Linked DNA regions of Mus musculus: region 2 is linked to region 1. Evidence: chromatin loops called from intact Hi-C (ENCODE). Cell type or tissue: gastrocnemius. All regions are shown on one strand. Each heading gives the region's core, and the rest is flanking DNA. Links, peaks and the distances in the headings are about the cores only.

What was found. Peaks named below come from ENCODE experiments on the same cell type or tissue, not always from the same donor. Only the 100,000 strongest peaks of a DNase experiment are listed, where the experiment ranks them.
Region 2: it touches region 1 in a loop (3-fold over the local background); 1 of 42 quality-filtered maps calls a loop at or near these places.

The regions. Positions count from the first base shown.
Region 1 is chr1:93,234,765-93,238,355 of GRCm38, reverse strand. It overlaps Sned1 (sushi, nidogen and EGF-like domains 1), which reads right to left and starts at 2,459. Exons shown (of 31, transcript NM_172463.4): 1 at 2,155-2,459. The coding sequence starts at 2,367. In gastrocnemius, for the core only: a CTCF peak has its summit at 1,611; DNase peaks (open chromatin) are centred at 1,652, 2,021 and 2,555; H3K4me3 peaks cover 2,389 bases; H3K27ac peaks cover 1,873 bases.
Region 2 is chr1:93,515,745-93,519,335 of GRCm38, reverse strand. The region is part of intron 1 of Farp2 (FERM, RhoGEF and pleckstrin domain protein 2); the gene reads right to left. Among named protein-coding and RNA genes, the nearest start is that of Farp2, 5.4 kb to the right of the region's middle. In gastrocnemius, for the core only: no CTCF peak of the experiment used is centred there; no DNase peak of the experiment used is centred there.

The DNA of each region.
Region 1 (3,591 bases), core at 543-3,042:
TTCTCCTTACCTGTGCTCAAATGGTGTAAGCAACACCACATGCTCTTAGCAACTCCAGGGCCAGTTACTAGGACACAAGGAAGCAAGCGGCTGAATGCAAGGTCCTTTCTAGATAGGAGCCACCCTCAAGATGGAGCTGTCAGTCTGGGAACAGGTCTGAGCCTCCCTAAGGACATTCTTGTTGGAATGTGGAGTGACACAGAAATATGGGGCATTCATTCTTTCACTCACTATTCCAACAAGCCTACTCTTAGGCAAGCCGTCAAAGCCAGGAGAGCTACTGACGCCCTACCTCACTATGCAGGATGAGGGCCCGAGCAGAGGCATCCGGGGTCCTCTCAGCCTGGGTGGGGCTGGGGACACTCAGCAGACACCCTGCTCCAGACTCATTGCCTCCTTTTCTCCACATAGCCTTGATGTGGCCTGTCACCTATACATGTGCCCTAAGTGCTGTTTCAGGCCAGATGTATGGGCGCGGCTTCTCGGAGAATTCCATTTCCTTTCCCACAGAGCAATGGGAAAGGTGAGGTTCGCTGTGCGCACCATGACCACACCAGCGAGTATTTTCTAAAGAGTATCTACATTTCAGGGAGAGGCTCTGGTAGGGTGTGTATTTCTCTAAGAGCCAGAGGTCGGTTGCTCATGTTAAAAAGGTCAACTAAACATTTTAATAATATTTTCACCTGTGACTTGGAGTGGAAAATCCAAGGCTAGCCAGAATGCTTAAAGAACATTTAGACAGCTCTGTTAGGGTGAGTCTCCACATTCCTAGGATGTACAGGCCTCTTCCTGCTGGGCAGACCCAGAACACAGCTCTTCTTGTCTACTGCCTACTATAAGAAATCTTTGCTCTGCCAAGTCCCAGGGCAGAAGGATTATCAGGGATGTCTTCCCTTTCTTCTCCCTCTATGCCCCTCCATGGTTATAGCACCAGGCACTGCCACCAAGGTGAGGAGGCCATTCTGAGTTGGCACAGGGAAGTCAGCCACCAGGTTGTGACACAGTGGTGGACTGTGTGATGTTTGTCACTGTGGGGTACAGGGTTCTGGAGATGGTGGTGGCGGTGAATAGGCCCCGTGGACAGTGGTGGCCAGGAGGATGGCAATGCAGACCACGTGGCTGGTGATGGAGGCAGTGTTCAAGATGGTAGGGATGACAGTATGGCGGCTGAAGGCAGCAGTGCTTATGGCGGAGGTGAGTGTGCCAGTGGAGGCGGTGATAGTGGATGTGGTGGCACTAATGGCAAAATCATTGGTAGAGCTAATGGTGATTGGTGTTGGATTCGGCAGAGGGTGTGTGAGAAGATGGTGCTTTAACTATAGACTACGTTGGCTCTGGCGTTTCTAAGTGGATTTGAGTAATTCAGGAGGCTCATTTCACTACAGATCATCCCTTTGTGCACAGGTGACTGGCGCAGGGTCAGACCCTGAGAACATGGAGGCTGGCACTCAGGTTCTGCAATCCACTGAGACCTCTCCAGCATTCGTGTCTGGGGCTGGAGTGAGGAATTACCCTTGGGAGCCCTGTTTAGAGGGTCTGATCTTGGTGGCCAACCTCCAGGGGACTAAGATGGGGAGGGGAAGGGGTAAGCCCCTCTACACTGCCCCTAGCTGCCAGCCCTGCCCAGCGCAGGTCTCCTGCAACTAAGCAAATCATGCCCGAATTCCTTCTGGCTGTGGGCCTTGGGTGTTAACTGTGGGTGAGGTTGAAATGGCTTAGAGAGGGCTGAGACCATCACAAGCCAGATACCCCACTAGGGTAACTGTGGCCAGAGGCCATGTGCCTACTACCACATAGCTCACTGTGAAGGAACAGGATCGAAGGCTCCCCACTAGGCACTGGGGGACCCGCAGCTCTGCGGAAGCCTGTCGAACTCTGCCAACGTCCCAAACAGGTCGGGCCTTGAGCAGCAGGGGCGCGCCGCGTTCCGCTGGCCTGGCTGTCGCCTAGGTGCCCTGGCGGTTGCTCGCCCCGCCCTGCCCACGCCTCTCCCGCCAGTCGCTGTCCGGCCTTGGCCGCGGGAGAGAGGAAGCGCTGTCCTCATTCCACCTCTGGCTGCCGCGGTGCCAAGTTGCTGGCGGCGGCAGCGGCAAGAGTTGGGGTGGAGGGCAGCGGCGCCCTCCCCGGAGCCCCCTCGAGCTCGGGGTTACTCACGTAGAGTCCGGAGTGCTCGGCGCCGAAGAACGGAAAGGGCACCGAGAGTGGTTGCAGCCCTGAGCCGCCGTCGTCCTGCTTCGGGGTGACGGTGTCGCCGCGCTTCGTGCCGAACGGGTAGAAGTCGGCGAGGGCCACGGCAGCGCGCACCCCGCGCGTCCCGAGCCCCAGGGCTGCGGCCAGCAGCAGCGCCCAGGCGGCGCCGAGGCGCATCGCCGGGATCTGAGGGCGGGCCACGGGGCTCGGGCAGGTGGCTGCAGTCACCGCACGACCGACTGGCCGCACAGTTCCCTTCCGCTAGCTCGCGTCGCACTCCGGAGACCCGCGCAGCTTAGGAAGGCGTGAGGCACGACTGCGGACCGCCTGCCTAACGCGGGGACCGGGGTTTAAATAGCCTGCCCAGCCGGCCACTCGGGAGGGGCGGGGAGAGGCGGGGTCATGCAAATAGTGGCATTTTTAACTTGCTGGTCCGCGGAGTGGGAGGGTGCGGGAGCGGAGCGTAGCTCCCAGGCCCTTCTGTGTCGAGGCTCATTAAAGCCGAACTAGTACTGGGTTGGCTCCACCTCCAAACCGAGGCCCTTTTGCTCTCTTGCATTTGGGCTATGTTGAGGTGAGGACTTACAGTCTCCTGTCACCAGCTTAAGGCCTGCCCACAGGAGGAGCGTGGGCAAACCCAGCAGTTCTGAAGCTGACTTGTTGCCCTAAGGCCTGATTTTGAACAGGCTTCCTGTGTGTCCTCTGGGGTCCCTGTCAGGCCAGAGCATCTGGCTTTTCCTGACAGAATGCCAGTCTGGGCCACTTCTCCCTACAACACTTACACAAACCTTGCGTGGCCACACCCCAGCCCTAAGTTAGGACATCAACTTTCAGAACCAGCTGAAACCTGTCCTAGGGTCTATTCCTTTTCTGGTTTCACTGAGGATGAACCTTGGGTCTGGGAGACTCGAAGACTTACTTAGCTTTCTCTCGTGTAAGGACTTTCCCCTATGGGATCAGTCATGCAGCACAGCTGGACAATGTTAGGGAAACCTGCGGGGTAGGCTGGTCACCCAGGCCCTGGGGGCAAGTTAGTTGCTGTGGCTCCTTAACCTTTCTCGATCTTCTTAAGAATTGCTTTGTAAGTGGCTGTCCTGCCTCAGGGGTGCAACCTGGTCTTTTTCTGTGTCCCCTTGGCGCCTCTTGGGGGCCTCAGTTCTCACCACCTTGTCTGCACCCAGATCCTACTGTTGGATAATGTGACTATAAGCCAAGTCTGGGATCCCCAAAGACAAGATGCTGCCTCTCAAAGAGAAGCAAGGAAGAAAAAGAAAAGCTACAGAAGTAGCAGCAGCTGCCCCGGAGATTCTGGTTTGTGCTGGCTTTGCATTTTTCTGGATTTCCCAAAATCTCTCTAACAAGCATGTGCTGTGTCTCAGTTCCACAAGGGACATTGCATAT
Region 2 (3,591 bases), core at 618-3,117, 280 kb before region 1:
TACAACAGTGTACTCACACGTACATTAAATAAATTCTCAGATCAGTTCAATATTTACATCACTTCAGTTTTAGTTTGTGTTTTGGGTGTGAACATTTCCCGGGGTTTCAGATCTAATTGTCTTTGGAGTAGATCCTAGACTTTTAGAACACTGTGCTGTTGGAGTGTGGGTCTTATTTAAGTCCTGTAGAGCATATTGGTATTTCTGATGAGCAGACACTGGCCTGGCTAGATTCAGGATGCCAGTCTCATCCAGTCTTCTATGGAATACTGTGTCAGTACAAACTCCACTTCAGAGCTCCTGATAGTCCTTCAGTAAAATCCTACATGTGTCTGACCTAGCTGCAGAGGCCAGAAGCACACACTGGATCTCTAGGAACTGGAGTTGTACATGGCTGTGAGCTGCTATGTGGAGTTTGGGAACTGAACCCAGGTCTTCTGGAAGAGCAGACAGTGCTTTCCTATCTGTTGAACCATCTCTCCAGATCCTGAGCTCTCAGTGTTTGAGTGACAGATGCTCAGTGTTGAGCCTCTAACTCCATAAACTTTACCAGGCAACTTTCCCAAGCTCTCTATGCTCTCCACACTATACTCCCCTCTTCATACGGATCCCTTTTCAATCCTTTAGCCAGAAATTTGGGGTTTTCATAGCCTTGCTTGCCCATGGATTTCCTGCCTTGTATTTGGCCTGGGAAGAAAGCTCCAAGAGAGAGAGGGAGAAAAGCAACTGTTACAGGAATGACTGAGAGGCAAAGAGGAAAAATGGTGGGTTTTCCCGTCTCTCCTCTAAATCCCAAACTAGAAAGCTTCTGTGTCGCTCTCCTTATCCCCACCTGAAGCCCACCTCCAGGTTCTGAACATTCTGATAGCGCGCCAGGGGACAGTGGGGGGAAGGCAGGAAGCTCTTCAAATTCTGGCCTTCATCTCCACTGGCCACCACCTCTCCACTTTCAGAGCCCTCCACAGCTGCACCATGCACACATTCTGATGCTCCACCCAATAAGTGGGGAGTGGGAAGGCCAGGATGAAGTGTGCATTCTACAACTCCCAGAAACTAAGTTCCGCCATCACGCATTTTAAACCATGAACCAAAATGAACCCATCCTACCTTACAAACAACCCCAAACACTTATAGTGGCACTTACTGGGAGAGGATAAAGCACTAATTCTCTCTATTTTTTCACTGATTTATTTATTCACTTTACATCCCAATATCTGCCCCCCTCCTCCTAATACCCCCTGATACAGATCCTCCCTCACCCACCCCTTCCCTTCTCTCTTCTTTCCCAGCTGTTTGCACTGATGGAAGTATGCTACCTTTGAAACCACATACCTTCCTGAAAACATCTGTAATGGCCTTCAAGTTTCTACTGATAGTTGCCAACCTTCCAGAGAAAGAACAACTGTTGTCTCTTGTCTAAGAGTTATAGTTGTTCTTGTTCTGTTTTTCTAAAACAGTTCAATTAATACTCTTAGTTGGGTGTGGTGGTACATGGCTTTACTCTCAGCGCCTGGGGGGCAGAGGCCTGTGGATCCTTGTGTTCAAGACCAACCAAGACCAACTCACAGAGTGAGTTCAGGACAGCCAGGGCGTCACAGAAAAACCCTGTCTCAAAAAAACTAAAATAAATAAATAAATAAATACCTTTAACACTGAGATTGATTTGTTATTCAGATATTGTGGTCTGCTTTCCACTGCTCTCCATAATAACAACTACAGAAAAGAAACCTGCAACTTTTATAGAAGTAGACAAAGTATTTAGTAAAGTCTTATAAATTCATTTCCAACATCACTTCCTCCTTCCCAAACAAATTCCCACTGGCCAATGAAAATGCATTTAGGACCTTCACTCCAAACCCTACTAGTTTATTTGGCATCAAGCATGGGGTGGAAAAATGCCCAATCAAAGCAATTTGATGATAAAAAAGAAAACTAGTTTGACTTAGTTTTCTAGGTCTCTCACACGGGCCTGGTACTGGTAAGGCCCCAAGCAAAATGTTCCCATGGTCATATGTTTCTGTAAAACTTACCAAAAAGTAATTCTGACTGTAATCACTTATGACTGCTCCGCTGTCCAGTGTAACTTTGCCTGTGCCATTCTCTCCTGAGAAGGGAACTTGGAGGAGCAGTTGGCGCATCTGGGAGCTATTAGGGTGGAAGTACATTTAAGTTTCCTACAGTCTCGAGTACATTGAAATGCACTCCTAGAATGCTGTTCATACACCGTGTTGCCCTAGTGCTATGTAACAAGGTCCTAAGGCAGCCCAAGAGGGTCCACTGCTAGCTGAGGGTCCACTGCTATCTAAGAGTCCACTGGTATCTGAGGGTCTACTGTTATCTGAGGGTCTACTGTTATCTGAGGGTCCACTGGTATGTGGTGGCCATGGCCAGCCCCCATTTCTCTACTCTCTCCTTCTCTCTGCCTTTCTCTGCCTCTGCTACCCTCTTAACTCCCCTCCCCATGCCCTGAATAAACTCTATTCTATACTAGAAAAAAAAAGAAGAAAAGTGCAAGACCTTACCTATCAGAAAAACAGGGTGATAATATAAAACTACAACTGTAAATATGCCTTAGAAGTGTATTTTCTTCCTTATTAAATGTAATTAATACACAAAACAGAATAAAAATCTGTCCATTCCCCCTTACCCTGGGGACACAAAGCTCTTTAGATATGGACTATTAGATATGTGCCTATATGTAAAAATTATGTATCCTATCAATAAAAATGCATCAGCTATTCTAGAGGAATGAACAAATTCTATCTTCTCACTGCCATGAAAAGGAAATTAAAAATACATAGCTAAGAAAAAAGAATTACATGCAAGGTAATATTACATCACATGTTTCCTTCCTTTTTTCCCAAACAGGGTCTCATGTATCCCAGGCTGTGTTTGATGGCGTTGACTTCTGGTGTTCCTGTTTCTACCACTGTCTCCTGAGATTACAGGGATGTGGCAGTCTGTCAGGTTCAAGTGGCCCCAAGGATCCAGCTCAGGGCTTTGTGTATGCTAGGAAACCAACTCAGCTACATTCCTAGCTTCGTGCTTTTTCTGATACTAGACACATGTTTACTAATAAATTTTTACTTGCAACCTGATTTCTTTTCAAAGATTTATATTTGTTATCTTAAATTGTGTGTGGGGGCATGTGCATTTTGAGGGCAGGTGCCCACAGGACCAAAGGTGTCTCATTCCTCTAGAGATGGGGTTATAGGTGTCGTGAGCCGCCTACACTTTTCTAATTATATATGCTTCAGGCTCCACACAGTACCTGACATCAGACTTTGCCCCCCTCCACAAAACTTCATTATTGTATTCAAACATTTATTGATCACCTATTCTGATAAAATAGAAACTCTTAAGTGCTTAAGGATATAGGACCTACCAAGGGAGAAAAGTCCCTATATTCCAGTGGGGATGTTAGATGGTGGTAAATATTACAGACAAAGTGAGGCTAGCAGAGGAATTCCGCAGATGAAAGAGCAGTTGGGATGAATGGAAAAGCCTAACCAAAAAAGCCTAATCAATCCTCACACACAGAGCAGTAGCCCCTGCCCTGCTCCATGTAACCACCACTGCCAGGAGGCCCAG